Regions from separate parts of the Homo sapiens genome. Here region 2 is linked to region 1. Evidence: read pairs that join two places in POLR2A ChIA-PET (ENCODE). Cell type or tissue: A673. All regions are shown on one strand. Links, peaks and the distances in the headings refer to the core of each region. The heading gives the core; the rest is flanking DNA.

Region 1 (15,617 bases), core at 2,513-10,512:
CCAAAGCGATACCCGCAGAGTGGGCCTCTGAAATTCTAGCTTCATATCTTCCCAGCACAACTGCACCAACCAGCAGCTCCCAGGCACTACCACGTCCCATTAGGGTGAGAGTCACATCAGCCCATAGGAAGGGGGACTCACTCTGCAACTTGCCAGTGCTCCATTTGGCAGTAACTTCTCGTAAGTAGAAGGTGCTGGAAGAGACAGAATGGCAATCTGGCACTGACTCTAGTTAAAGTTCTCCGTGTTTTCATTACCAACTCCATTTTTATGGTTTAGGCCTTGGCTATAGTAAACTCCAGATTGAATAGATGCCTCAAATATACATCTGAGACCAGCATTTCGCCTTAAATAGCAGTCAAGTTGCCTGCAGATGCATTGTTTTTTGAAATGGAGCATAGAAAGCGTTTTAAAAAAAAATGTCAGGCGTCAAGGAGCCTCACAAATCATTTTTATGTGGCTTCCTGGACCTTTGTTTTTAGCAAATCCCTCAACGGGGGATTGACTCATTTGTGTATTTCTTCAAAGGAAGGATTTTGCAGGTAGCTCTTCATGAGGCCTGCTGCCTTCTAGGATTTGGGAGAAAGAGTTTTAAAAGAGCAGATATGTTTATTTTTGAGAGGTCATTGTTTGGTACCTGCTGCCATTAGCTTGGTGACTAAAGTGCTGGCAATCTCTGGGGTAAACGGATCTGTGTACTCCTGTAACTCAGCACCACAGGTCTGAGATCCCAGGGCCGAGCTGGAGGCCAAACTGTGGTGTTTCAGGATCTCATTAGCACAATTAATAAATAGACTTGATTGTATGCTAACCTAAGAACTGATTGGGTCTTATTTTGTAAATAGAAATTCTATCATAGGATGTCTGTTTTTGAAAGCAAAACCACTTAAACATTATAAAATTGTTTTTTGTCCCTTTGTGTTGTGCTTTTGAAATGAAAATAAATATGTAATTTTGATGGCGTGTGCCTCTAACTAAGTTAAAACATAAGCAAATCTACTTAGCCAAAAAACCAAATTTATTCTTATTTTATTAGGCAGGTGGTGTACATATTAGATGATTTCCCTCTCGGGTTTTACATTTATTTCATGTGTTTTTCTCCAAAGAACAGGAGTTATTCTGTCAAAAGTGGGGAGGTGAAACCTCGGTTAAGGGGATACTGCAAATTCTACGCTTTCAGCAGAAGTAATTTATAGTTTCATAATATTCCAGAGTTTCTCTTTGTCTTTTACATGACAATTTATGACCAAGGTATTTTCATGTTTCCCTTACTCCTTGCTACAAGACTGAACAAATAAACTGTGGGCATACAGGGCCTGTTTCTCCATGCTATTTTCCAGATATGGTTATTTCTTTTTTCTTCCCTTGACCCCACGTGACATAAGCTAAATTCTGCACTGCATTATTTTAATCCAGAAGGCAGATACTGTGAAACTTAACTGGTGAGAATGAGTTTTTGTGTTATTTTGTCTGAAACTATGCCTTAAAGTAATCCAACTGATGAAAAAAATCAATATTCTGATTAAAAAACAATAGAAGAAAAAGGTTTGGCTGCCCAGAGAAGATATATATCCTTGAGACGCCTAAAAAAATATTTTTCAGACATTTGCCCTTGGGTTTAAAAAACATTATGTCATAAAAAATGTGTAAAAAATAGTGTGGCAAACACCTCTCTACCCACAGCCTAACTTAAGAAATTAAACATTAGCAATAAAATTGAAGCTCTCTGTGTGTCGCCTTCCCTAGCTGTAGCCTCCTTCCAATCCGCTAGATGAGGGAATCTAGCATTTTATCATTTCCAGGCACTTTTGTATATTTTACTATATATGTATTGTATCTTTAAACAATATATAGTATTAATATCCATTTTTAAACACCTTATAGAAACGTAATCTGTGTGTATGCCTATGAAAATTGCTTTTTTTCTGTCAACATTTTGTGTCTTACAGCAATCCACATAGATACCTGGAGCTCTCACTAATTTTCACTCCTCTATGTTCTTGTATTGCATGGTTATACCACCATCTACTTTTGAATTTCCTGTGAACGGACATTTAGCCTACCTATTATTTTTTACGATTATTAACGTTGCTAGTGTGAACATTCTTGTGCATATCTTTTTTGTGCACATGAACGAGAACTTCTCTAGAACATATCCGCAAACTGGAACTGGTGAGTCGTGGCATGAATGCATAATCGCTTCTTCTATTTATTATCAATTTATTTTCCAAAATCATTGAGTCAAATGACATTCCCACCAGCAGGGTCTGTTTCATTATCTTCCCAACACTTAGCATTAAAAGACTTTTTAATTTTTGTTAATCTGATGGATGTGAAATATCTCATTTCTCTGCCTATTTAGTGAGGTTTAATATCTATTTATTTACCACCCATGCATATTTCAGCTTCTGTGAAATATAATTTTCTATCTTTCATCCCTTTTTGAGGGATTATTTGTCTTTTTCATAAAGATTTGTAGAAATTCTTTGTGTATCCTGGGCACTTATCCTTTGTGGGTTCTCTAGATTTCAAATATCTTTTTCTAGCCTGTGTCTTGTCTTTCATTTTTTCTATGGTAGGTCATTTGATAAACTTAAGTTTTAACTTCCAAAATAGTCAAATTCACCAATCTTTTCCTTTTTAGTTTATGATTTTTGTGTCTTAAGCATTATAACTTTACAGTATCAAGCGTCAAAATGTTAGATTTTTTTTGCCAGGTGCAGTGGCTCACACCTGTAATCCCAGCACTTGGGGAGGCCAAGGCAGGAGGATCACTTGAGCCCAGGAGTTCGAGACCAGCCTGGGAAATATAGTGAAACTCCTGTCTCTGCAAAAAAAAAAAAAAAAGGCCGGGCGTGGTGGCTCACGCTTGTAATCTCAGCACTTTGGGAGGCCGAAGCGGGCAGATCACGAGGTCAGGAGATCGAGACCATCCTGGCTAACACAGTGAAACCCTGTCTCTACTAAAAATACAAAAAATTAGTCGGGTGTGGTGGCGGGCACCTGTAGTCCCAGCTACTCAGGAGGCTGAGGCAGGAGAATGGCGTGAACCTGGGAGGCAGAGCTTGCAGTGAGCCGAGATCACACCACTGCACTCCAGCCTGGGAGACAGAGTGAGACTCCGTCTCAAAAAAAAAATAAAAAAAATAAAAAAATTAATCAGCACGTGTGTGTGGTGGCACGTGCCTGTAGTCGAAGCTACTTGGGAGGCTGAGGTGGGAGGCTCACCTGAGCCCAGGAGGCAGAGGTTGCAGTGAGCCGAGATTGTGCCACTGCACTACAATCTAGGTGACAGAGTAAGACCCTGTCTCAAAAAACAAAACAATTAGATTTTTGGCAGGACAAAGTTCCCCACTTTGTTTTATTTTGTTTTTCAAAATTATGCCCTGTATGCTTACTCTTCTTTTCTAATAGTATGACTTTGAATATCAATTTCTAGCCATCTGATGATTTCCATGAATGGGCTGAATATATCTTTTCAGAGTTCATACCATCACAGCCTCCTCACCCCACTCTCTGCTCCTCCCCAGCCCATCTCTGTCATAGCTTCTCTTCAGCCCTCTCTGATTTGCAGAGAAGTGTAAAAAATGATGGTTATCAATCTCGATATAGATTGCTGAATAACTGGTCAGTAGCTCAATAAAGAGCTAAGAATCAGAGATCATTGACCTAAACCCCTTTATAAATTTGAAGATAAGAGAAATTGTAACTAAATCAAATTTCCCTAAGCAATAGAAAACGAACCCATGATTGAGTACAAAGAGCTTTAGATTCAAACAGGTCTTCTTAGTACCTACATTTTTACCCTCTCTAAACTATAAAATTAATTTGCACAGTTTTTGTAAGCATTAAATGTTAAGTATCCAGTATAATGCCTGAAATACAGTAGGCACTTAATGTTATTCTCCTCTCCCTGCTCTCCTAACCCCTGCCCATGATGATAAGTACAATGCAATGGGAATTTAGTCTTAGGGGATTTGAGAACACTTCCCAGAAGCATGCGTAGAATTAGGAGTAGGAGATGGCCAAGGAACATCCCAGACCCAAGGAACAACATGCATTTGAGAGCAGTTCACAGAATCTAGGTTATTCTGTCATAGGCCACAGATATCTTTTCATAATTGATAAAGAAAAAGGCTTCCTTGCAGGTTTATACTGTGGTGATGAGTTGGAATGAAAGAGTTGTCCCTCTTAATGAGTTTTAGCCTTGAGTTTCTTGTTAAGCATTTCAGCTGGTTCTGAGCGTGTTAGAGCAAAGGTGGTATAGAGCAGTGGATCTTAAAGTGGGGTCCACAGACCACTGAGGGTTCCCAAGGTCCTTTCAGGGGGTCCAAAGGGCAAAACTATTTTCTTAATAATCTTAAGGCATAATTTGTCTTTTGCAGTATGTTGACATTTGCACTGATGGTTGAAAAGTAATGTTGGTAAAACTGCTATCACCAAACTGTACTGGTTAGTAGTCACTGCATTCTTCATCGCAATGCACTCACATTAAAACCAGAAACAAAACAACAAATAGAAATAGCCAGTTTCAGGCCAGGCGTGGTGGGATTACAAAGTGCTTGTAATCCCAGCACTTTGGTAGGCCGAGGCAGGCGGATCACAAGGTCACTAGTTCAAGACCAGCCTGGCCAACATGGTGAAATCCCCATCTCTCCTAAACATACAAAAATTAGCCGGGTATAGTGGGCACCTGTAATCCCAGCTACTTGGGGGAATTGCTTGAACCTGGGAGGCGGAGGTTGCAGTGAGCAGAGATTGTGCCACTGCACTCCAGCCTGGGCCACAGAGCGATACTACGTCTTGGAAAAAAAAAAAAAAAAAGCCAGTTTCATTTGAAAATATCCTTGATGAAGTAACATTTATTTTTCTAAATCTCATCTCTTGGTAAAGGACTTTTTAAGGGCCAGTGTGGCAAAATGAGAAGCACACATAGGCACTTGTGCTGCATACCAAAGGACAATGACCATTTCAAGGAAAACTATCTTGTAATCATTTGAGTGGCAAATTGAGTTCACTGCTTTTTTTCATGGCACCTTATTTTTACTTGAAAAACAACTGACAGACAAGTTTTGGTTACTCAGATTTGGTAGACATTTTCTCGATGATGAGAAAACAAGCCTGCCACTTCAACAAAGCATATAGTATTTGTTGCCAACAATAAAATTCCAACTTTCAAACAAAAACAGAATTTCAGAAAACTTTTCAGTCATTTTTGATCACGTGAATGATGACATTAACAAATATCACAAATATTAACAAATGTGATTTGTTGATAATGTATAAGGAAATGTGCCAACATTTGGAGGATCTGCATGACTTAGTGAACTAATGTTTTCCAAGTTACCAATGAATTATGTGACAAAATCATTCATGGAGAAGTAATCCACTCAAAGTATATGAGAGGCCAATGATTTTAATGTAAAGGAATACAAAATTTTATTAATAAGGTTTTGCATTCTGCACTGCAACTAATCATTAAGAAACTATCAATTTATTTAAAGAAGTATCAATTTTTGAAAGAAATATCAATTTTTTGGTGTAACATTTAAAAATAGTCACAATGATCTCCAAACGTTACTTGAAACACTCGTTCCTTTTTCAACCACATGTCTGTTCGAGGCTACTTTTTCTTTTTCTTTTTTTTCTTTCTTTCTTTTCTTTTTTTTTTTTTTTTTTGAGATGGAGTCTTGCTCTGTTGTCTAGGCTGGAGTGCAATGGCATGATCTCAGCTCACTGCAACCTCTGTCTCTCTGGCTCAAGCAATTCTGAGTAGCTCCTGCCTCAGCCTCCTGAGTAGCTGAGATTACAGACACCCACCATCACACCTGGCTAATTTTTGTATTTTTAGTAGAGCTGGGGTTTCATCATGTTGGCCAGGCTGGTCTCGAACTCCTGATCCGCCCACCTCAGCCTCCCAAAGTGCTGGGATTACAGGCATGAACCACAGCACCTGGCTGAGGCTACTTTTTCTTCATATACTTCAACCAAAACATTTCACAACAGATCAAATGTAGAAGCAGATATCAGAATCTGCTGTCTTCTGTTAAGCCAGACAATAAAGAGATTTTGCAAAAATAATAGATAATACCCATTACTACTCTTCTTGATATTTTTGTTTTGGAAAATATAGTTTAAAAAATTAAATTTGTTATTTTGTTAACATGTAATGGGCTTATTATTTTTTCATGAATTAATACAAAGATATTTAAATTTTTTCTCAATTTTAGTTTCCAGTACACTAAATACTGATAGATATAATTCACATACATAAAGAACTCTTTGGGATCATCAATATTTTTTAAGAATAAAGGGTCCTGAGGCTAAAAAGTTTGAATAACTGCCAGTATAGAGGGAGAATCTTTGGGATCTAAAGAGGAAAGTATCAGAATTACAAACAATGAAATTAGAATTAGAGGTGGGCAGGTGATTGTAGATACCCAAGCTGTGAATTAGCATGGGTGATGAATTATATTGAATTAGAGCAGGACTATGATGCATTAAAAGGTAGCACAGTATAGTAAAAAAAATTTACTGGACTCGGAACTGATTTCTCCTTCTAATTTTACTATTAAACACGGTTACTTCAAGTCAAGTAACTAGAAGTCACTTCCTTTTAGAGTTGCCAGACTCGGCAAATAAAAATACAGGGCGCCCCGTTAAATTTGAATTTGAGATAAACAACAAATTATTAGGGAGCATAACTATGTCCAGAATATTGCATGGGATTCAAATTTAATAGGGTGTCCTGTGTTTTATCTGGCAGTCCTACTTCCTTTTCCAGCTCTTAATTTTCTCATAAGTAAAATAAAGGTGTGGGCTAAATTCCTGTACGTCTGCCCTTCTACTGAAGTTGGTCTATGATGATAAAAAGAGAAAAACTAGGGAAATATAGTGTGTTTGTGTTTGTGTGTGTGTTGATATAAAGTTGCAAATGGTCCTTTACTGAGAAGGACTACTGTGTATTTTGAGGTTGTTCTTCCTACCTCTTTGGCGTTGTAATATCCCTGCTTTCATGGGATGACAAATGTTGTTTTTCTAGTGTTCTTTCGGCCAAATATGTAGCTGATCCTTAAAATTGTTTTGAAATTTTACTTGTATATGAAATCACCGCACTAGATGGTATCTAAGTTTTCTCCCAGCTTTCGCGTTCCATGGATTTTGTCTTAGCAAAGGCAAAAAAGGCACACAACTCTTCACCTAACATCTGATGTGACTCTAACATCGTTTCTTTTCTAGGACACTTTTCCTCAATAAGTAATATATAGAGAATAGCTCTGCTCTTCTCTCCCACACTGTTAGTTGCAGGGAGAGTAAATGAAGTCATGTCTGGAAAGTGCCCCGAGCTCTTCAGAGAAGAACCTAGAAGGGGAGGGAAGTGCCATTGCCCTGAATTTGGAGCAATCGTTGAGTTTTTAGAATGAACTGAAAAGCTGAGAGTATGTTTAAAGTATTGTTTTTGATTTGCACATCTTCAGTTTGATCCTTAACAACATGTTTGCTATGATTCCAGGAGTTTTGTAATCTTAGTTCAGTGTTGACATTTTACATCCTTCCCAGGACTCTAAGTACTCTTTAAAGAATGTATGGTTAATGTAGTAGAGAGAAAAATCCAAAATCACACTGCATCTGAGAGCCAAGAAGTCCAGCCTTTTTACTGGCCACCAATACTGGCCTTAAATAAACATGACTCGTTTGTCTGGAAACACCTGTTAACCTAAAACATGCAAGGACAAAGCCAGAATCTTCAAGGCTCACCGAATAGCTAAGTCAGACATCATTTCTATTCTCCAAAGATTGTGATTGTTTACTTATTTTTTCATACAATTTCTTAGACTAGGCTTTCACCAAAAATAAAAGCTAAATATGATGCATCATGGGCAGAGAATTCTTAATCCAAAGCCCCAGAGATTACCTGACTTGATTATTCCACATACTCTGTATTCTCAACCAAAATAGACTTCTTTTTAAAGAGAATCCAATTTCCAATGGGTTTAACCTAGAAAAACAGCAAAAAGCTAATAAAAGCTCGGAGGCTCTTCCAAGGAAAGCATTGTGGCTGCTACACGTTTGGAGTCCTGGTCTAGTGTAGAGGTTTGGAAAAGCTGCCAATTCCTCTAGTGAATTTGCTGTTCTGGGATGTGGGATGGGGCACCTGGTAGACTCCTAGTAAATTCTTGACTAGGAATAAATTATCCTTGACTGCATTCCTGCATTGCCAAAACCTGGCCTAATTGAGATAGTGGAGTTGTTAACAGACTTAATCTTTGGAAAGAAAGAGTGTGTGAGTGTGGAGACAACTTCTCCAGCTTCCACCTACTCACTCTTCACCACTCTTTGTGTTCCTATTTTGTGGCACAACTGAGAACCAACTTTCTTCAAAGAAACATAGCTTAAATACCTGAAGTAATGCCTGCCATTTTCCCATTCATTCTCTACCATAGTATCCTATGCCAGGAGTATCTTACCAAGAGGGGCTTTACCCTACAATCACTATTCACACCTGAGTTGATTCTTCAGGCGTCAGTAGCTGGATAACCTCAGTAAGCATCAGATGAACTTCCTTTCCTTTTTCCCCCCAAAAAATGACCTTTCCTTTCCTCTCCCATATTTATAAGATCTATAAATTTGGTGCCGTGAGTTCTATTCTCAGATTCAGCCCCTCCTATTTCCAGATATTGCATGGTCTTGATGGAGGACAGGCAAGCCCCCAAATCAAGGTTTAGCCTGGGAGGGTCCTTGGCTTCACCCAGTAAAGAATTCAAGGGCGAGCTGGTGGTGTTAAACAGCAACTTTTATTGAAGCTGCAGTGTACGGGTCCTTGCAGAGCAGGGCTACCTCATAGGCAATGTGCCCAGAGTAGCAGCTCAGAGGCAGGGCTGTACTATATTTATACCCACTTTTTAATTATATGCAAATTAAGGGGCAGCTTATGCAGAAATTTCTAGGATGAGGGTGGTAACTTCCAGGTTGTTTGGTGGTTGCCAGGGAAAGGGGTGGTAACTTCTGGGTGTTGCCATGGCAATGATAAACTGACATGGCACACTAGTGGCCATGTCTTACGGGAAGGTGCTTCTGCCCTGGATGTTTTAGCTAGTCCTCAATTTGGTCCAGTGTCCAAGCCCCACCTCCAGAGTAGAGTTCCACCTCCTACATCAGTCTGATAGAATTTCTTCTTTCTTCTTCCCTGCTGGGTTTCAAAATCGATCTTGTTTGCTTTATGTTCAGGTGGAGTGACTGAAGACAAGGAGCTCAAAGAAATTAAAATGAGAGGGTTTATGAGGCTGGATTTTTAGGACATACCATGTCCTAAGGCTTCCCTGAGACCCAGGTTTCTCTGGCTGCTTCTCCACATCTTAGAAAACTTGATTACACACCCTGTAGGTGAGAAGTTCTACCTAGTATAGAATTATAAAGCAAATAGTTATGAAATACCATGATCTCTGAAGAGGAAAGTAGACATCAAGTACAAAACAGAAAATGTCATTTATGTAAGAAGCCTCATTGAGGCTCAGATTGATGCTACGATGAAATGCCTCATTCTAGTATATTATATACATGGGATCCTGAAAGTGGACCATAAAAGTGGGCCAGCACAAGCCACATCAGCTGGTGGCTTTGGGGAGCAAATGCCAAACAGATAAGTTTTTGTATGAGGTGAACTTAGCCTGTTGTGTTATGGTGGACCATAGGACAAATAGAAAATTTTCATCATTAAAACAACAACAACAAAGCTCATTTATTGAAGGGCTACCATATGCCAGTAATTATGCATATGTTATTCTATTCTCAAAACAACTCAGGAAATGTAGGTATTATTATCCTAATTTTAGAGATAAGGAAACTTCGCTCCAGAGAGATTAAAGGATTTATTCAGACTAGTGAGAGAATTGGATTTTTTTTTTTTTCTTTTTGAGATGGAGTCTTGCTCTGTTGCCCAACCTGGAGTGCAGTGGCATGATCTCGGCTCACTGCAACCTCTGCCTCCCGGGTTCAAGTGATTATCCTGCCTCAGCATCCCAAGTAGCTGGTAGCTGGGATTACAGGGCTCGCCACCACGCCCACTAACTTTTATATTTTTAATAGAGACGGGGTTTCACCATGTTGGCCAGGCTGGTCTCGAAATCCTGACCTTAAGTGATCTGCCAGCCTTGGCCTCACAAAGTGCCTGGGATTACAGGCGTGAGCCACCACACCCAGCTAAGAATTGGAATTTAAAACCAGCCCTTTAGCCTTAGAAGTCTTCTAGTCTAAACTGGTCTTCTTTATACAAATAGGGACACTGAATCCCAGAGAGGGAAAATGGACATTCCAAGGCCATATTGTTGCTAAACAGAAAAGCTGGAGTTAAAACCCAGTTTGATGGTGCTTCTTTCTATCATATTCAGGCTCTTCATGATCTAAGGAATCTGCAGCTATAGCTTAAGAAAAGTGGACCAGCATAAACCATATGCTAGACCGGGATAAACCATATGCTAGACCATAAAATAAGCCTCAAAAAAATAAAAGGATAAAAATAACAGGATAAAAATAGCACCAAGTTTGTTCTCTTACCACAATGAAATGAAATTAGAAATCAATAACACAAAGAACTTTGGAAAACTCATAAGTATGGGGATATTAACACATTCTTAAATAACCAATGGGCCAAGGAAGAAATCAAAAGGGAAATTAGAAAATGCTTTGAGATAGCCAGGCGCAGTGGCTCATGCCTGTAATCCCAGCACTTTTGGAGGCCGAGGTGGGCGAATCACGAGGTCACAAGTTCGAGACCAGCCTGGCCAACATGGTGAAACCCCTTTTCTACTAAAAATACAAAACAAACAAACAAACAAAAATTAGCCAGGCGTAGTGGTGGGTGCCTGTTATCCCAGCTACTTGGGAGGCTGAGGCAGGAGAATCGCTTGAACCTGGGAGGCAGAGGTTGAAGTGAGGCGAGATCGTGCCATTGCATTCCAGTGAGACTCCATCTCAAAAAAAAAAAACAAAACAAAAAAAAACGAAAATGCTTTGAGACGAAGAAAATTCAGACATGACATACCAAAACTTATAGGATGCAGCTAGAATAATGTTTAGAGGGAAATTTATAGCTATAAATGCTTATATTAAAAAAAGAGGAATCTCAAGTTCATAAGCTAACTTTCCACTTTAAGACATTGGAAAAAGAAGAGCAAATTAAGCCTTAAGCAACCAGAAGGAAGGAAATAAAAAGATCAAAGCAAAATTCATGAAATAAAGAACAGAAAAACAACAGAGAAAATTAAATAAAACAAAAAAACCTGGTTTTTGAAAAGATTAACAAAATTAGCAAACGTTTGGCTAGACTGACCAAAGAGGAAAGAGAGAAGACTCAGATTACTAGGATTGGAAATGAAAGTGGGGATTATAAAGGAATACTATGAACAAGTGTATGCCACTACATTAGATAGCCTAAATAAAATGGAAAAATTCCTAGAAACACAAAAATTATCAAAACTGACTTAAGAAAAAATAGACAATCTGAATAAAATGATAACAAGTAGAGATTGGATGAGTAATAAAAAAAAAAAAACTACCCACAAAGAAAAGCCCAGAAAAATGTCTTCATTGGTGAATTCTACCAAACCTATAAAGAAAAATTAATACCCATTCTTGACCAACTCTTCCAAAAAACAGAAGATGAAAGAAGAACTAAATCTATCCATATTTGCTGATGATATGATCTATGTAGAACATTCTAAGAAATCCACAAATTATTAGAACTAATAAATGAGTTTAGCAGGGTTTCAGGATACACAATTAACATACAAAAATACATTTTTTTTTTTAAACAGAGTCTCGTTCTGTCATCCAGGCTGGAATGCAATGGGGAAATCTTGGCTCGCTACAGCCTCCACCTCCTGGATTCAAGCAATTCTCCTGCCTCAGCCTCCGGAGTAGCTGGCACCACAGGCACATGCTGCCATGCCCAGCTAATTTTTTGTATTTTAGTAGAGATGGGGTTTCACCGTGTTGCCCAGGCTGATCTTGAACTCCTGAGCTCAGACAATCTGCCCGCCTGGGCAGCTGGGATTTCAGGCATGAGCCACTACGCCCAGCCTAAAACTGTATTTCTATGAACATTTCTTGCAATGAACAATTTGACTAAAATTTAAAAAGAATTCCATTCACAATAGCATAAAAAAAATTCATATTTAGGAATGAATTAACAAAAGATGTATAAAACTATACTCTGGAAACTACAAAAATGTTTTGAAAGAAAAATGTAAAGATCTAAATAAATGAAAAAACATCTCATATTTGTGGACCAGAAGACGTATAGCTAAGATGGCAAGATGCAGCACAATCCCTATCAGAATCTCAGCTAGTTTCTTGGTAGAAATTGACAAACTGATTCTAAAATTCATGTAGAAAGTTGATGGACCCTGGAATAGCCAAAACAATCTTGAAAAAGAACAAAGTTGAAGGAGTCACACTTCCCAATTCCAAAACTTATTACAAGGCAACATTAATCTAGACAGTGTGGTACTGACAACATTAATCCAGACAGTGTGGTACTGGCAACATCAATCCGGACAGTGTGGTACTGGCAACATTAATCCGGACAGTGTGGTACTGGCATAAAGATACATTAGGCTTCATAGGATTTCTAGATTTTCAGTTCTATTCTACTGACGTATATTCATGATGTAAATATTGATGTAAAATATTGTGTTGTTTTATTCTCCCACAGAATGGGATAATATACTTGCAATCATATTTCTGATTAGGGACATGTATCACAATAATAAAAAGATAACTCAATTTAAAAATGGGAAAAGGAGGCCGAGGGCAGTGGCTCATGCCTGTAATCCCTGCACTTTGGGAGGCTGAGGTGGGTGGATCACAAGGTCAGGAGTTCAAGACCAGCCTGGCCAACATGGTGAAACCCCGTCTCTACTAAAAATACAAAAATTAGCTGGGCATGGTGGCACATTCCTGTAATCCCAGCTACTCGGGGGGCTGAGGCAGGAGAATTGCTTGAACAGAGACCCAGGAGGCGGAGGTTGCAGTGAGCCAAGATTGTGCCACTGGACTCCAGCCTGGGCTACAGAGCAAGACTGCGTCTCAAAAAAAAAAAAAAAAAAAAGGAAAAAGATCTGAATAGATGTTTCTACAAAGAAGATATACAAATGGCCAATAAGCACACGAAAAGATACTCAACATCAATAGTCATCAGGGAAATGCAAATCAAAACCACAATGAGATATCACTTTACTTCTACTAGGATGGCTAGAATCAAAAAAGACCCATGAGTGGAATTGCTGGGCCATTTGTTAACTATGATGACTGAGGAACTTCTAGACATTTTGCCAAAGCAGCTGCACCATTTTACATTCCAAACCAGTGTGTGAGGGTTCTAATTTCTCCACATCTTCAAACAACCCAATACTTGTTATTGAATATTTGTATCTGGTTTGCACTTGAATGTCTGTAACAATATTATTCATTATACCCCAAAAGCAGAAACAATGCAAATGTCCATTAACTGATGAATGTTTAAACAAAAGTAGTCTGTGCATACAATGGAATAGTATTTGGGTATAAAAAGGATGAAGCACTGATACATAGTATGCCATGAACAAACCTGGAAAACATTATGCTAAGTGAAAAAAGCCCGTCACAAATCACATATTGTGTGATTGCATTTATATGAAATGTCCAAAATAGGCAAATTTATAGAGACAGGAAGTAGATTAGTGATTGCCTAGGGCTAGGAAGCGTGAGGGGAAAAGGGAGTGGGAGAGAGAGCTAAAGGGTATGGGGTTTATTTTTGAGGTGATAAAAATGCTCTGAAATTGATTGTGATGATAGTTGCACAACTCTGTGAATACACTAAAAATCATTGAGTTGTACACTTTAGGTGGATGAATTGTGTGGTATGTGAATTATATCTCAATAAAGCTGTTAAAAATGCGTTAGTGACAGGCAGTATTAAAGCAATTACTCCTGTTGTTACAAAGCTAAATAAGGAAGCATAAAATAAAAGTTCTCCAAAGGTTTAAAAAAGAAAAAGAGAGAGGGAAAAGACAAAGCTTAAACCTAGAAAAAAACAAAACAAAACAAAAGTAAAGTAAGGTGCAAATCTGAAAGCTCACTAAATCAAGGATGGCTGAAATCAAATCACCTAACGTAGGTTCTCATCCCCTTTGTTGAGACCTTTGTATATATCACAAGGGCTTCCTTTGTCAGTTTCAAGTCCTGTGTTTCTTCACACTTTAAAAGTTTTTGACCAAGAGTTAAGAAGTTTAGTTAATAAAAGCAATGAGAGAAGAGGGTGAATATCTTCTCTGTGTAGTGGCAGAAAGCAGAAAGGGCAGTTAAAATCCACAAAGGTTTACCAAAAGCCTACTATGTGTTCTTGTACTAGACTTTGTAGGGAAAATAGGGATGTATAAAATATGATATCCTTGCGCATAAGGAGCTTACAGACTCTCTGAGAAATTCAACAGAGTAAGTGAACGAGCTATTTTGGCTGGAGAGATGGAGAGAGGAGAGAAGAATATCTACCCTGCAGCTTCCCGGCAAGTTTGCATGTTTCACAAGATTAAAAATATTGGAAAATACTGACCCAACTAGTTAGGTTCACGACACTGTGTGACAGATGACCCGTCTTCGCTTCTCTGGTCAGGTCAATCTATACTTTTAGTATTTAGACTAGTCTTTTAGAAGATGACTACTTACTACTTACCTTTCAACCTTTAAGGGATTTGAAGGATAATTTATAACTACTTTCCCCTCTGATAAGATCATTAGATGTCATGAAAGGTACTGCTTCTGCAGTCCACAGATTATTATTCATAAAATGTGCTTTTATGAATAGTACTTCATAAATTATGTGTATGTGCAGATTCTACTAATGAATTGGTGGTTCAATAAAGTCATTGCCATGAAGGTGTGACAATGCACATTCCAATTGAAAATTGTACCATTCTCTTCTCTCTCATCTCCAACAAATGCAAAAATCTGTCTACACGATGTGGTTTCTCCTTACCCCCCTCCCTTTTATTCTGCATTTTGTGGTGATCTCCCCACATCTAAAATGGAGGGCTCAGAGCAGAGTTCTTCCTGAGCTTGATGCTATCCAGCCCTGTCTCCTAGGACAATCACAGTCTACTCATGGAAGCCCCAAATTGGCCACTTGTTGCATACAAGGTTTCTGTTGAATTTTTTTTAATAGAGCCATTAATGTTCTGGATGAATCTGAGCTTAAGTCTGGTCTGACCCTGCACCTCAGTGGTTTTATTAGCTGTGTGTTTGGCTCTGGGAGCCTTTCTCTAGCTATTGTCATTATGGAGACTACTTGTGTCTCCAGAGAATCTCTCCTAAATCCCTGGCTGTTATCTGGCCTGGGTATGTGTGTCTACGAACTGAGTGCATTCTTGTCTGCAGTACGTCCTGACTGTCTCTGATAGCAGCCATGGCTGACCTAACTTTACTAGGTACTCAGATTGATATGATTAAGATTAATGAGGCCCACTCTCAGTCATGAACCTATTCAAGGATAAACTTGTAAATCCAATGAGTTCTGAAGATGACTAGTTACTACTTACCTCTCAACCTTTAAGGGATTTGAAGGATGATTTATAACTACTTTC
Region 2 (15,617 bases), core at 4,078-12,077, 75 kb after region 1:
AGAACCAGACCCAGTGCAAGGATAACTTTCTGCCAGAGAAGTGAAAGGCTGTGATGGATCCATAATTGGCCAACATCATCACAGCCATTTTAGAAATATTATCATAATTCCCTAAGGTCCATCTCTAAGCCTCAACTAGGATCAAGCACAAACATCTGCCTGAAGCTGGCCACCTATGGAAGTATGTGTATAAGTGTATGTGTTGGGAGAGGGAGGAGGAGGACCCATGCAGATGCAGGAAACACTACTGAGGAAAACAAACAAACAAAAATGCCCTTTGTTTAAAATGCCAAAGGCCAGACATGCCCAGAGAACATGCTGGCCAGTTATTTTCAAGAGACAAGGTTATTTCTGCTGCCTAAAAATGGCAGTTCTGAACCTTTCTCTTTCTTACCTTCTTTCCACACTAGCAGGCACAAGAAATAGCCCCATTCCCCTTCGCACTTGATCAAGTGGATTATCCATTTACCAACCATCATCCACGTGATTCCCTGGTTTGAGTTTCACAGTGATAGAAAAGGAAGGGACAGCAGATAGGTCTACGGTCACCATTTCCCTGACACCACTGAGCTACAAGGAGACTGTGACTTGCCCAAGTACACTCAGCCAGAAAGAGGCAGGGCCTGTGACACCTGGCTTCCACTGTCCTCAATGCCTGCTCCATGTCGCACCCTCTGCCAGCCCCTTCATGTGTCTTCCTTCCCTATCTCCATCCCCAAAATACAGCAAGCTCAAGCCCTAAACTAAACCTACTTTCTCTCCTGATAGAGGCCCTGAGTGGTGATGCCACCTCCCTGGCTAAGGCCTGAGGGTGGCCAAGTGCCCAGACCTCCACCCTCAACAAAAGAAAGGAAACTTTATAAGGCCTGCCAGGGAGCAGAGAGGAAGGACCACAGCACCCCATACGCTGCACACAGCAAACCAGCCGGCTTTTTGTTTCCTTTGAATAGTCTATCATTCACTAAGTGGTTCAGCAGAGCTGAGTTCTCTAAAAAGTAGAAGAAAATACTGAGTGGGACGCCAGACACTTCTCTAATTATTGCTAATATTATTCGCTAGCACTTCTTGTGTGCTTGCATGTGACAGGAACTTGGTGCTTTACATACAATGTATGAGGCAAGACCTGTTCTTTTACAGATGGAGTGGGGAGGGAGCAGAGACCATTAAGCACCTTGTCTGAGGTTGCACAGATGAAAGTAGCTGAGTTGGAACTGCAGCCCTCACCCACCGTGGTCTGACTCCAAATTCCTGGCACTTGAGCCTTCATCATCTTATTCCTTCAAAATCCCAATTATGAGACACATCCAGGCAAAGGGACATTTTCACACCTAATCTGTCCTCAGGGACAGAAATCAAGTGTGTGTATGTGCAGGGGATAGAGTGGGTGGGGAGGGAGTTCCTGAACCTGAACTTGCCAGCGTCTCTGTCTACAGCAATCCACCTTCACCTGATAACCGTTCTCCTCCACACTCCTGCCCCCACCCCACCAGCCCCAGCGAATCTCTCACTCACCCCCACCCCCGCCGTGAGTCTTCCTCCTCTCATCCTCTCCTCCCTGTTCTCTCCCACAGACACCAGCGCATTTTAAAGATGTTTCCACTTTATAAATCATCCTTTTCTGGCAGCCACCGAGAGCCGCTCCCCCAACAACACACACGGAGCCCAACGTAGTGCTTTCCCGTTGGCCAGAGATGGGGATGGAAACAGAAGAGCGGCGCCCCTGGGATGAAAAACTTGGGGTTCGAGTCACTCACGAAAATGTATGAAAACTGAACAGCATAGTCTATTTCCCTCTCCCCATCTGCTGAGAGGCATCTCTGGGTCTCCAATCAATGCATTCCTGAGAAACCTCCTCAGGTCCTCAAAGAGAGGAGGGCAAAGCAGCCCCCCAGGGGGCCAAAAGTGCTGGAGCTGGGACTTTTGAGCGTCGCGATCCCTGTTTGGATTCATTTGCATAGCGCTGCCCCTCCCCTCGGTCTTTCCCGCAAGGCCCGCGCGGCTGCGGTGGCCCCCTGCGGGCTTTGGCGGCCCAGTCCCAAGCTGCGAAGGGAGGTGGCACTGACGCCCGAGGAGGCAGAGAGGCCTCCCACAGGCCACCAGGCCGGGGCCGAGAGGACTTCTAAGGGACCTCCCTGGCCCCCCTTGCTCCCCACCGCCATCCCCGGAAGTAAATCTCCCAGCGCTGACCTGCCAGCCTTAGTGATGATCATCTCGGTGCCCGCCTCGTGGAACTTCTTCCAGAGCTCCTTCTCATGCAGCCCCACCTTGATGTTCTCGATGGTCTGGGGATGGGAGGGAGAGAAACTTGTGTCTGCCAGGCCCAGGGCTCCACGCGGAGCCTGAGGAAAGAAGAACCAGACCCGAAGAGCTGTGCGGAACCCTGCCCGCCCGGAGCCCATGGCTCCAGATTTCGTTTCACAGAACGATTTTGAACTATTCGTGAATATAAAAGAATTAATCGGTGGCTAAAACTTCCTCCTTTAAAGCTGCACCTACGGAGGAACCCTCAGAGGACACACATAGTGGCCAGCGCAGGTTAGACGACACTCCTGCTCACTCATGAACATTTCTGTGGCGGGCCATCGCCACAGGCTCCCGGGGCAGACACAGACAGGGAGAGGCGCACGCACCCTCGGCCAGGCGCGCGCCTGCAGATAGTGCACACAGATCCCCAGGCGGCATCCCGTGCGCTGTGATCGTCCGATTATCACTGTGAAGCCCTCGGCGACGTCCCAGAGGCCTCGGATCCCCGCAGCGGCTCCCGTGCGCACCGGCGGGGTGGCCTCCTCCTGCCCCCTCGCCGTTGGGTCCCAGGCCCTCTACGGGTTGTTGGAGCTGGACACTTGGTCCAGGCTCGCTCAGATGCTACGGGGGTCTCCCTCTCTCTTACCGCCCTCTCCTCTATCTCTAGCTCTAGCTCTTGCTTGTCCCAGAGTAGCCCCGAGGGCTCAAAGTGGAGAAGGACCCAAAAGGCAGAGAAAGCGAGCCATGTCCAGTGGAGAACGAACGGGCAGACCGTCCTGAATGCAGCCAGGTCCTCCTGAAAGCGAGTCCTGCCGACAATCGGACGGAAAGACGGACACAGGCGGCCCCGCAGACAGACCGACGCCCGACTTCTACCCGACGGCTGGCGCAGCCCTACCTGCTCCGCGGCGGCGGCGGCGACGACGTCGGCCCCGGGTCCCGGGGGGCTGCCTAGCGCGGCTCCGCTGAGGCCCGGCGCTGCCAGCGCGGGCTCGGGGGCGTTGGCTGCGCTGGCCTCTCCGAGCGCTGGGCCCGGGGCCCGGAAGGCCTCCTCGCTCTCGGACAGGCCCTTATCCTGCAGCATCTCCTGCGGGCACAGCACACAACGAGTCACTCGCCCAGGTCCACACTCGCCAGAGGACCCCTGGCCCTCTCCAGCCGATTCCGGGACTTCGTGCGGGGCGCGGAGGCAGCCCTGGAGCACGTGGACCCCGCCCCCTCCTGAGCTGGAGGAGGGAACCCGCAAGGAAGGCAGGTCCCTCGCCTCCTCCCTTCAGGCTGTGGACCTGGGAGGGTCTGCGGCAGTTCAATGTCTGCCTGCCCCTGGGTGTGGGGTTCTGTGATGAGTAGGTCTAGGGGAGGGACCGCCCTCTCGGCATTGCCACAGCTGCACCCCGAGTCCCTCACTCCTACTGAGCTCCGGTGGAGCCTGAGGCCTGGGCCTTCTCGGCTGTTCCCCAATAACTGGGGTCCAGGCCTCTCTGTGGGCCCAGGACAGCCAGGACACCTCCTGGCCATGCAGGAAAGGAGAGCCAGGCTGGAGGGCAGGGCCCAGGCTCCTGCAGCTCCACACCTGTGTGCAGAGAGGGCCTCAGGACCTCAGGCCCAGCTCACCCATCTGCCCTCACCCAACCCCTCAGACAGCACTGAGGTAGAGACTTCCTGAACCAAAGGCTTTCACTCCAACACACTCCCCGTCCACACACATCCTCTTCCCGTTCTGGCACAGACATCCTCACACCCAAACACAGCCCCTCACACAGCATCCCACCAGCCTGAGCAGCCACACTCTCCTGGGTGACTGATCCAGGCTCTGCCCTCAGCCCAGGCCTCCCCTACCTGGTGCTCGAGTTCGAACCTACAGGCTCACTCAGGCACACTTTAGCGCCACAGGGCTCTGCTTTGGGCCTAAAGACCCACACCCTTCCCAGTGAAGGACCAGGCCAGCAGGCTGGGCCCATTCACAGGAACCGCTTAGCCCTGCCTGGCACAGCTACATTTCTTCGGCTGTCTTGGCTGATTCCCTCGCCTACTCAGGTGCCTGCTCCCTGCCCGAAGCAGGTCCTGGGGCCTCGGGATGAGAGCACAGCCTGAGAGGCCAGCCTGCCCGCATCCCTTAAGGGTGTGCCCCGCTTGCTCCGCTTCCCCTTTCCACCTCCCTGCTCTTCCCCATCCTGCTGGACCTGGGCGCTCCAGCGGAGCTTTCTGTAGGTCTGACGGCCCTTCTTGAGGCGGAATGCCCCGCCTTTCTCTTCCTACCTTCTTCCCGCTCTCCCCGGGCCCTCCCGGAGCATCCCCGGGCTCAGGCCTCTCGCCCATCTTGTTCAGAGGCCTCCTCATCCCGGGCTTAGACTTCGACTCCCAGGACCTCGCAAAGTAAACAAGCCAAGTGCAACCCAGGAGATAAAAAGGGGCCGGGGCCAGTCTGGGTTGGGAAAAACCCATAAAGATAAGGTTGACAGGCGGACCAGTCTTCGGCCACAGCCTGCAGGGAGTGAGACTCGCTGGACATGGCCAGCGCCAGCACCCGCCTCGGGCCACGTGCGAACGCGGGCCGAGCCTCGGAAACCTAGGAGTCCCCACACAGGGCCGCTGCGCCAGTAGGGTAGCTGCCCGCTCCGGCCAGCGCGCTGGGTCCAACTATATCTAGGGCCCCGGCGGGATCGGCTCCAGCGACCAAGCGATCCGCTGGTCCCAGATGTGGCGGCCTGCGGGGTCGCAAGGAGGGGCCGTCTCGCGCTTGGCCCGCATGGCCATGGGGTCCTCTGCTGGGCTCTTGTCACACCCGGAGCCGTGCAGCGGAGCCCTGCGGCTCGCGCCCTGCGCTCTCAGTCCTACGCGCTCAGCCCTGCCCTGTGAGGAGCTGGTTCACCGCCCGCGTCCACTGACGCCGGTCCCGCAGCTCGGACTGGGGACGAGGCCTGCTCAGTGCTCTCCCTCCCGGGCTCAGGGTTTGCCTCTTCCTTTTCTCTCCGCCACGAAGCCACATCCAGACCTCGGGACAGCTTGCCCCCTTCCCAGCAATTTCCTTTTTTCCACGCCCGGCTGGCCCGGGGCGGCCGTCCTCGCGGTCCTCTCGGACCTCGAGCTTGGGCGCGCTCGGCCGCCGCCAGCACCGCGGGGTCCCGCACTCAGCACCGCATAGCGGTCCGCTCTCGTCCTTCACATCCACTCCTCCGCGGGTGCGGCCCGCAACCTCCGCTGCCTTTGCGATGGGGTCTGTTGCTTTCAGCTGCCTCGTTTTCCAAAGACGACAGCATTTCTCTTTTCATTTTTAGGTTACTGGGGATATGTTTCTTGCACTAGGGGAACTGTTACTATTTCGTGCTTTTTAAAATATTTTAATTGTCCTTATTACCATAGTAGTATTTTGATCAGTTCGGGAACTTTGAGAATATCCTATCGCGTGGATTATTACTACTTTGTATCTTTAATACTGTATGGTTAAAGCCCTGCTTTGATTCGTTAGCTTACTGTTACTAAATTTGTTGTTTTCCTGTCACTGTTCCATCATTTCAGGGCCGCCTGGCACATTCATAATACTATTTCCAATATCGAGGTGACATAGTGAACAATAGGTCACGTTAATCTATTGTAATTTTTTATTCTTGCTTTGTATCCCTAATACGTTTCCGTTGCTTGCTCTTCATTTTGATTATACTTTGTCACGCTGTTTCAATAACTTCTTGTTTACCATAACTTGTTATATAATTGTTCTCAAAATTCATGTTAATTTCCCTCACATCCTTATAATACTTCTTGTTATCTAACCACAATTTGTTTTGTTAGGCTTGCTCATAACACTCCAGGTATTATTCTTCAACACACCCCGACAGTATCTTGTTACTTTGTCATTATTTGTAATGTTACAGATCTGAACTCGCTAGTTACTCATCACATCATTACTTCTTGTTATTTTGTCATACTTTGTAATATTGTTGTAGCTCTTAATACTCTGATTATTTTTCATCACATTGGTACAATACTTCTTATTACTCAACCATTATTTATAATGTTCTTGTGACTATTAATACATTGGTCATAAATTGTCATATTACTCCAGCAATTCTTGTTAATATGTCTTTATTTATATTACTATTGCTCCTAAGATTTTAGTTAATATTTCTTTTAATAGTTCACTGTAGTATCAATAATACATTATATTATTATATCACTACCACTAATAGTATTTCCCTTAATAGTATTTTCATTGTTCATCTTTCTCCTACAGTTCGTTTGCTAGTTTCCTACAGTTTGGTAATTTGTTACACTATTACTATATGTTATATTAGTGCAATTGGTTTTAATAAACAGTCCTTACATTGTTCCTCTATTTAGAATTACTTTGTCTTTAATCCTTTTAAAAATTGTGATTACTATTTTCACTTGATTCTGAAAGTGACTATGATTGTATTATTTGGAAGTTCACGTGTTATATCAGTTATGCCGATTAGCCCTTTCTTTGGTAATTGTTCACATTCCAATAATCTTTAATCATCGATCATTATTTATATATAATGTTCCTTGCTTTAATTTTGACTAGTCTATTGCATCAAAGGCTCTGAGTCTAGTGTTCTGATCACTCACATATCTACACGGATTTTCGCTCCAGTACCGGGGCCCTCTTCCTTGGCCTTGCATATTCTGCAAACACCAATTTCCAGGCCACCGCTCCGCCTGTCACGGCCTTGTTCTTAGGGTGCTGGCGCTGTCGATATTTCTATGCTCTTGGATCTCTAGACCCAATTCATCGCGTTACTCAGAGAGGAGGGCTCGTGCCCCAACTACTGGGTGTCGGGCCGAGGCGGCGGCCCGACCCAAGGCACTTCGCGCCGCCTTCCTGCAACTTTGACCGCCCCTGAAGTTCTTCCCCGGGTCGCGTGACTCACCCCTTTCCAGCTCATCCTCCTGTCCGTCCCCGCAGCCTAACCCTGAGCCCCTGTGGCCCCAGCCCCGCACGCCCAGCTCGTCCCCACTCGGCTGGAACCCACACTCACCCTAATTGCGGTGCCGCATGCGGAGGCGCCAGCGGCCCGAGGTCCCCTGCAGGTTCGGGTCCGAGGAGCGCGGGACGGCCGGGGCTCCGACTCCGCGCCGCTGGGTCAGGGTCCAGCTGCCTGCCGTGCCCTCGGGGCTGGACACATCCCGGCTCTGGAGCGGGCCCTTGATCTCCAAGGCTGCACTTTGGGGCCTCAATTCCCTCCTCCTCCCTCCCTCCCTCTGGGGCCGCCCCCCCTCCGCGCTGACGTCGCCGCTGTCAATCAGTCTGCGCCCGCTGTCCCCCGGGGAGGGGGGCTCCAGGGTTCCCCGGCGTCGCGGTCCCCAAGATCCCGAGCCCCACGCGAGCCGCCGGCTCCTCCACCGCGCGGCCCAGTGCCCTCCTCTTGGCCCTCGGGCCCCGCGAGCCGGGTAGGGGCTGGGAGCCCCGCATGGTTTAGATTAGAGAGGCGGGAAGCAAGGGCGAGCAGCCCGGCTCTCAGCCGAGGCTCGACAACCAGGAGGGCTCGCCTGGCCCCGCCGTGCCCGAAGACTAGGACGCTCCACGACCGGGTCTGGCCACCCCCTGCCGGCGCCCGCTTCCAGGCAGCGGCTTCTACGGATCCCCGGCCGCAGAGCCCCGCTCCCCAAGCCCTGCTCCCAGCTGTGCGCGCTGTTCATTTGGGAGCCCCGGTCCCGAGGTCGCAGGCGCACACGCGCCTCACAGGCCCACGCTCCGCTTCCCTACCATGCCCACCACGCGGCCTTGCACTTCCAGGCCCTGGGCACGGCCCTTCTGCTCACCCGCCCTCCTTGTCCCGGCCCAGGGGGCCGCGGGCGCTGGACCCGGCCTGGCGCGCCTCGAAGTCGGCCGCGGAGGTCAGGGGTGAGGACTGGGAGGAAGCCCGGTGGCCGGGTGCGGGGCGGCGGCGGCAGGGAAGTGCTGGGCCGGCCTCTGAGTGGAGCCGAGTCCGGCTCGGGCCTTGACAGAGCCCAGGCCGGGCTGCAAGGTGCCAGGCTTGGCAGAGCCTCCTGGGGAAACTGCGGCCCAGGGCCAGGATTCCGCGGCAGCTCCTTGAGATCCTGGAGAGCTGAAGAGGAAGCCCAATGCCTGCCCTAGTCTAGGAAGTGGAGACTGGGGAGCGTCCTGCTCCCAGCCACCCGGTTCTTTCCGCCTCAGAAACGGAGTCCCGCTCAGCACCTAGACCTCCCTGCCCAGCCTCTGAGCTCTCTGTCTCCACTTACCTCTGTTTCTCTCTGTCTGTACCTCCCACAGGACGCTGCCTTTCCACTAGCAGACGGACCCATGCGGACCCCAGCCCGTGCCCCAGCCTCCCCGCCTGTCACATGCCCAGAATCCTGGGGCAGAAATAGGCCTGCCCACCCATCTGCAAAGACAGCAGAATCCTCATCAATAAGGATCCCCAGAGTGGTCCCTTAGTGCTTAGCATGGGCTGCATCCCTCCCTCCACCAGTGTCCTCAACCAGCCTCTGTCCCTTTCCAGATTCTGACCTCAAAATCAGCTTGAAGGGGAGAGGACAGGGAAATTCTTTTCCTGGATGGGTCTGTCCCTGTTCTAATGCTAGGAAATGGAAAGCCAGCATCAATGCCTTCTTTACCACCCTGCACTCAAAGGTGGAAGCAAAAACGCCAACTCAGAAAAGCCAGTCGCTGCTGCTGTCAGGAGCCTGAAATCCACCTCAACAGTGGGCCGCTGCTCAAGTCCCTATCACCATTGCAGTACCAGGTCCCACCACCCTATCACCATTCCTCTCATGGAGTCTCAAACCAGGGAGGGGAAATAATATCTAAGAGGAGTGGAGGAGCAGAATCCTTCCCCAAACCTGCGGACTCCTGGAATGGAGAAAGGGAAGGCCCTGGCGTTTCAGGAGATGCCTGGGGAGTCGTGTTTCCTGTGTTAGGGAGACCTGGATGACATGCCTCAGCTTCTGCTCGCAAGCCCCCTCCCATGACCTCTCCAACAGCCTGTAGGGAAATCCCTTGCAAATAAATAGTATACAGACTAAGCAACCAACTACTGTGTGGAATGGTGAACAGGGAGGGCAGTGAATCACCAGGTACTATGGGAAGACTAGAGCTAGGCCAGACTCTGGAAAGAATTTGTTGACAGTCATTGGAGGAAGTTCATACTGAGATCGTATCGTATAGTTCTTTAATAAAACAAACAAACAAAAACAAACAAACTAGACTGGAACCTTCCTATAAGTGCAAGGCTTTCTGGAGACTGATGGCAGACAGTCTAAATTAATATCAACAGGTTCATGATGACATGGAGAAATGAGATATGGAAGGGACAGGTAAGCTTTTGGCAGTAAAAAGGAAGGGGCAAACCAGCCAGCAAGTGAGTAAATGAGAGCGGTTCTGTATGCACATTCCCCATTATTAGAATGGAATACCTCATTTAACTGACTCTAAGACACACATTTTTCACATTCTGGTATCTCTGAAACTGAGATGCATCTGATAGCTAGCGGTGTGTCATAGCTTAATTAGCAGCGTTTTTTCTTCTTAGTCGTATGTAAAATAATAGAAAAGCTTATAATGGATGCTGCATAGTATTTGCTGAAAAAGAGCCTGTGTAGAAGAGGAGAAGACCAATTTTTTTTTCTCCAAAACTACTTTGAGGAGTTCAAAATATGAAAACCCTCCTCAACTAGCTAAACAAATAACTGACGGTGCCACACATCGGTCACACTGATTTGGGTTGGCTTGGGGGAAAGTGCTCAGGTTTGGTAGCAGGCTCACCTTGGTTTTGAAACCTAGCTCTGATTCCTGGCTCACCATTTTGCAGCTATGTGACCTTGGGCAAGTTCATTAATGCTCATATAAAATGGGGATAATTACGCCAACCTACTAGCTTATTGTGAGGATTGCCTATATTAATGCATGGTTGATAAAGGCTAGCTCCCAAGTATTTTAAAAATTTATTCTACTTTTCTCTTTTCCGCAAAAGGCTTGAGGTGGTTTATAACCAGAATTAGCTAATAAAAACACAAGTAGAAAAACACATTAGGATCAAGGAAAAAGGAGTAAGCATATATGCTATCACTAAGTGCTGACAAAGTTGCTATAATTGAGAATAAAATCTGGCTTATGAGCCAGCAGAGCAACATGGTAGTTCTCTATATCAGAAATGTGGAAACAGTAACTCTTTGGTGAATGGTGAAGGAACAGACTTTGTCCTGGCCCTAAATTTTAAAAAGTAGTTTCTCGGCTGGTCGCAGTGGCTCATGCCTATAATCCCAGGACTTTGGGAGGCCTAGGCAGGCGGATCATTTGAGGCCTGGAGTTCAAGACCAGCCTGGCCAACATGGTGAAACACTGTCTCTACTAAAAATACAAAAATTAGCAAGACATGGTGGCGCATGCCTGTAGTCCCAGCTACTCTGGAGGCTGAGGCAGGGGAATCACTTGAACCTGGGAGGCAGAGGTTTCAGTGAGCCGAAATAGTGCCATTGCACTCCAGCCTGGATGATAGAGTGAGAGTCTGTCTCAAAAATAATAATAATAAATAAAATTTAAAAATAAAGAAAAAATAAAAGTAGTTTCTAATGTAAATGTTTATTGTTATATCGTACAGTGTTTTACCATTTACAAAGTGGTTTCACAGCTGCCATCTCATTTGATACTGTATTAACTCCATTTTTTTCTCTATTTTATGGATTCATTCATCCAAAGAAATATCAAATGCTTACTATGTGTTAGACACACAAACAGGAGGAAAGGCCAACTGACCATTCTGTTAGTTACCCAACTACTTGACTAACCCATCACTAACAGCAAATTCATTAATGAATGACCTGCAAGCTGAGTAATTAATCACCTAAATAATCAATCTCAGAGACAGCAGGGGCTACAGGATAAGTTGGGGATGCCAGTCAGCACAGTAGGGTGGCTCCCTAGAGCCTGGGGTGGCTTTGGTTGAGGATGACCTTTTGGTGGAGGATGAGCTGGCACCATAGTGTAGTGAAAAGCAATTACAATTTTTTAAAAAAATTAGGTTTTTGGAGCACTTAATAAATACCAATGCCAAGCTCTAACCCAGACCAACTGAGTCAGAATCTCTGTGAGTAGAGCCAAAGCCGGACATGGTGGCGCCGCTTGTAGTCCTAGCTACTCAGGGGGCCAAGGCAGGAGGATAGCTTGAGCCCAGGAGTTCCAGGCAAGGCTGAGAACCACTGGTCTATGAAAATCCTGTTCTCTGCTCTCCTAGTCTCTCTTGTAGCTAGAGATGGCCACGTAATCCAGTGTTGGCCAATAAGACCTAAACGGAAGACTGGAGGGGAGAAAGGTTGTGGGAAATATTTTGCTTTCTTGATAAAGGGGAAGATGTGATCTTCCTTTCCCCTGCAGATGAGATCCTTGAAGTTCTCACCCTCTAGAGACCTTAAGGAAGAAGGATGAAAGTCAATATGTTAAGGATATCCAAGGAAAAACAGAAAGGGCCTGAGTTCCTTATGGCATCATTGAGCAGGTAAACCAGTGCCAGCCTGCTTCTTATACATAAGAAAAATAAACCTTATTTCTTTTCATCATTGTTAGTCTGGATGGATCTCTGTTACTTACAGCTAAATATACTCCTGAAGCATATGTAAAAGTTCCCAGCTCAGTGTTCCTTTTTTTTTTTTTTTTTTAAAGAAACAGGGTATCACTCTGTTGCCCAGGCTGGCATGCAGTCATAGCTCACTGCAGCCTCAAAGACTCCTGGGCTCAAGCCATCCTCTTGCTTCACCAGCTCAGTGCTGAGTGCCTTCCTCCATAATGAAAGATACTTACCTGAGTGCGCATGTGCTCGTGTCTTCCCATTCAAAACCAGGACACAAAATCCCTCCTCACTTCTTTCCCAGCTATGTTTTTCTGTGTATGCTGTGGTCTAAGGCCTAGGATCCTTATTAACCTCCAAAAGGGAAAGGATGGATGAGGCAGCAGGGAATTGATCTGTCCCCTGTAGCTTTATTGTCCTCCTGTAGCTTTATTGTCACCCAGTAGCCCCAAGTCTTGGTTCCAGATTCCTCAGCCCACATCCCATTCAGATTAGCAAGCTCAGGAAAGCTGTGGGGCAGGAGCTTGAGCTCCCTCTGGGAGGTTGGAGAAGGACCAAGCAGGGGATGGGTAGAGGTGGCAGCTGCTGCTACTGCAGGTGCTTCCCCTCACACCACAGATGCAGGTCTGCTCACCTGACCTCTCACCCTGCTCTCTCAGGCCTTCTCCTGTCAGGCAGAACCAGAAACTTCCAGGTAGAAGGAACTGAGGACTGGGCTGCCTTCATCTCTGAGCTGGGTGAGGCAGACTGGTCTGAGCCCCTTTGGGACTGAGGGCAGAGACAGTGATTCACCAACAGCACAGGTGGATCCCTCCTTTAACTCTCATTTGAGACACTACAGAGGTAAGGAATGAATGATCAAGTCTGGGTTTTGCATAGCCTGAGCAATCTAGACCTCCTGATCCAGAGACCTTTTTCTTTGGTGGATTTTCTCTAGAAGGTCAGCTTCCCCTCCCCCATCCTTACACTACATGCTCCTGAATCCTCACTTCCTTCCATTTCCTTCAGTAAGACTTCTCTGAAATATATGCTTATTTCACTACCAGAGGAAGGTATATCTCCTAGGGTTGTGCTAGGTGAAAAAAATTCCTAAATCAGAGATATTATTTAATTGTTCAACACTTCCCTTTTTTTCCTTTCTCCTTTGCATTCTTCCCAAGCATAGATAATCCAAATTTGGCTTTAAATTCGGCTCCTTGGGGATATTTCTGAATGAGGGGCTAAAATAAATTAGAATTTAAGAATGGGAGACTATCAGAAAATGCTTGGAATTTGAAGTTTAAAGGCCTGAATTCAGGTCTACAGCATGTTCTAGGTCAGAGTTTTAAGGCTAGAGCAGAGTTTTAAGGCTCTGCTTCCTCATCTATAAATGAATTTAATAACAATAGCCACCTCATAGGGTAGCAGAAAGGATGAAGTGACAGCACATAGATAAAAGTACTTTGAGGGCTCACAATTATAGCTAACATTTATCAAACACCTACAATGTGCCTGGCAGAATTCTAAGAACTTTATGCACATTATCTCATTTCAGCCTCACTACCTTATCAGGTGGTTACTATCATAAACCCAATTTTACAGATGAAGAAACTGAGGTCACATAATTTGCCCAATGTCATACAACCAGGAAATGAAGTCAAGATTTAAAGCCAAACTAGTTTGAATCTTCAGTGCCTATGCTTTTAAGTAAACTGCTCTCCAGTTTCTTAGCCTAAGCAGGTTTTCTTTGTTAAACAGGGATAACACAGCCTCCTTCACGTTGTTGTTGTAAGAGTAACATGTATAGTGCCTGGCGCATGGTAACACTCAAATACAGGTATCATTATAAATAGGACTTGACCAAGGTCTCACAGTAAGTAAAGAGGTTATTGGACCTATAGGGCTCAAGAGCCCAAGATCATAACCTATTCATTATTATTATTGTTCATTTGCTAAAAAATAAAATACTCACCCAGGGACCAAAAACTTAATCATCTCTCTCTTCAGATTTCCAAGAGAGGGCACTTCCAGTATCCTTGATGTTCCTAAGAACATCATTCTCTGTCTCCTGCGGGCTCCTACCACGTTAGCTACTGGAAGAAAGCCAGCAGGACCCCAGGAGTGGGGTGCTCATTCACCAGGACACATTGCTAACGGAATGAAGAGCGAGGGTTGTACACACAGACTCTGCTGCAAGCTTTTCATGTGTAAAGATGATGTTGATGGCCCTTTCTAGCTGAGAACACAGCCTTGGACAAAAAAAGGCAAATTAGGCCAGCACAATGGCTCAGGCCTGTAATCCCAGCACTTTGGGAGGCTGAGGTGGGAGAATTGCTTGAGCCCAGGAGTTCAAGACCAGCCTGAGCAATATATTTAATAGCAAGACCCTATCTCCACTGGGCGCGGTGGCTAACACCTGTAATACCAACACTTTGGGAGGCTGAGGCAGCTGGATCACTTGAGGTCAGGATTTGGAGACCAGGCTCGCCAACATGGTGAAACCCTGTGTCTACTGAAAATATAAAAATTGGCCGGATGTGGTGGTGCACTCCTGTAATCCCAGCTACTTGGAAGCTGAGGCAGGAGTATCGCTTAAACCCAGGAGACAGAGGTTGCAGTGAGCTGAGATTGTGCCACTGCACTCCAGCCTGGGTGACAGAGTGAGACTCCGTCTCAAAAAACAAACGAACAAACAACAAACAACAACAAAAAGACCCTATCTCTATAAAACACAAATTTTTAAAAAGGGAAATTCTTGACTACATCAGAAACAAGTGACGATAAGGAAAATTGTGCTTTCATCTGGAATAAAATCCTTTATAACAGGCCACCGGGCAAAGAACCCTCTTCTCCTACCCCACACCCCACCTACTTGGCCACAGACCTACTGCCCCAGAGGCAATCCAGCCCTGGGTGTGGAGGGACACACCACAGGGTTGCACCGGGGGCTCAGAACACCATTCTCTCTCCTTCCTTGAGTCTGATTTATTACTATGAAGGCACTATATAAACACAAAGCCAAATGACTCATGGCAACAAAGCTGAATGAAACTCCAACAAAAGGCACGTCCTTGGTGCCTTCCGCTCCTTCCCCACATCACAGGGCCCTTCTAGCAGTCTGTACCAAGCTCAAGCCTCTTTTCCAATTGCCGTCCCAAGAAGCGTGTCCTGGAGCTTCCTGAGTGCCCCCATCCCATGTCACCAAGGCCTTCTTCTCCCTGCTGCCCTCTTCCTCAAACGTCCCCCATCTGCCTCCGGCCCCACTCACCCAGAGCTGCTCTCTGTGCTTGGGTTTTTCAATCCCCAATTCTAAAGGGGCAGGCACAGTAGAAAAGGGAATGGAAGGAGGCTTGATGTGGGCATCAGTGGGAAGATTTGGAAGAAATTGGAGAAGGGACTTTGCTTACTGCTCAGTCATCAAAACCGTTCTATAGCAGATTTCATGAAGAAAAGACACTCAGCTGAAGGCCTACGGGAAACTTCCTTGTCTCCAAGGCCCATAAGCTCTGTCCATCAATCTGTTTGGGAAGTGCCTCCTCACATCTAGCTTCAACCCCTCTTGCTGCAGTTGGTCCTTTCTCTAAGGAGTCAGAGGCACGCTGGGGCTCTGTTAACTGGTCAGGCCTCCACGGTAAGACTTTCCATTCCCTCATTCAGTCTCCAAAGCTGGGGGGATGCAGCTGTCCAAGGAGTGCTGTGCCCTGGAGCTATGCCAACACTGGCACGGAACAGGGTGCAGACCCGAGTGGGCAGGTTGTGAAAGGCAGGCCCGGGGCTGTGGCTCCTCTGGGAGATTCAACAGGTCCCCGACGAGAGGACAGGAAGGAGTCCCCAGGCCCGACCACCACCCCC

Evidence for each region. ChIA-PET counts read pairs that join two places held together with the same protein. Peaks named below come from ENCODE experiments on the same cell type or tissue, not always from the same donor. Only the 100,000 strongest peaks of a DNase experiment are listed, where the experiment ranks them.
Region 2: POLR2A ChIA-PET joins it to region 1 with 10 read pairs; 5 of 35 experiments call an interaction of 5 or more read pairs at or near these places.

What each region holds. Positions count from the first base shown.
Region 1 is chr17:61,517,912-61,533,528 of GRCh38, reverse strand. No RefSeq gene overlaps it. Among named protein-coding and RNA genes, the nearest start is that of NACA2, 65 kb to the left of the region's middle. In A673, for the core only: no CTCF peak of the experiment used is centred there; no DNase peak of the experiment used is centred there; H3K27me3 peaks cover 496 bases.
Region 2 is chr17:61,444,202-61,459,818 of GRCh38, reverse strand. It overlaps TBX4 (T-box transcription factor 4), which reads right to left and starts at 7,397. Exons shown (of 9, transcript NM_001321120.2): 1 at 7,242-7,397; 2 at 3,143-3,331; 3 at 2,188-2,282. The coding sequence starts at 3,328. It overlaps LOC124904042 (a long non-coding RNA gene), which reads left to right. Exons shown (of 2, transcript XR_007065872.1): 2 at 1,572-6,577. RefSeq lists enhancers at 4,023-4,903, 4,904-5,785, 6,586-7,427. In A673, for the core only: no CTCF peak of the experiment used is centred there; no DNase peak of the experiment used is centred there; H3K27me3 peaks cover 756 bases.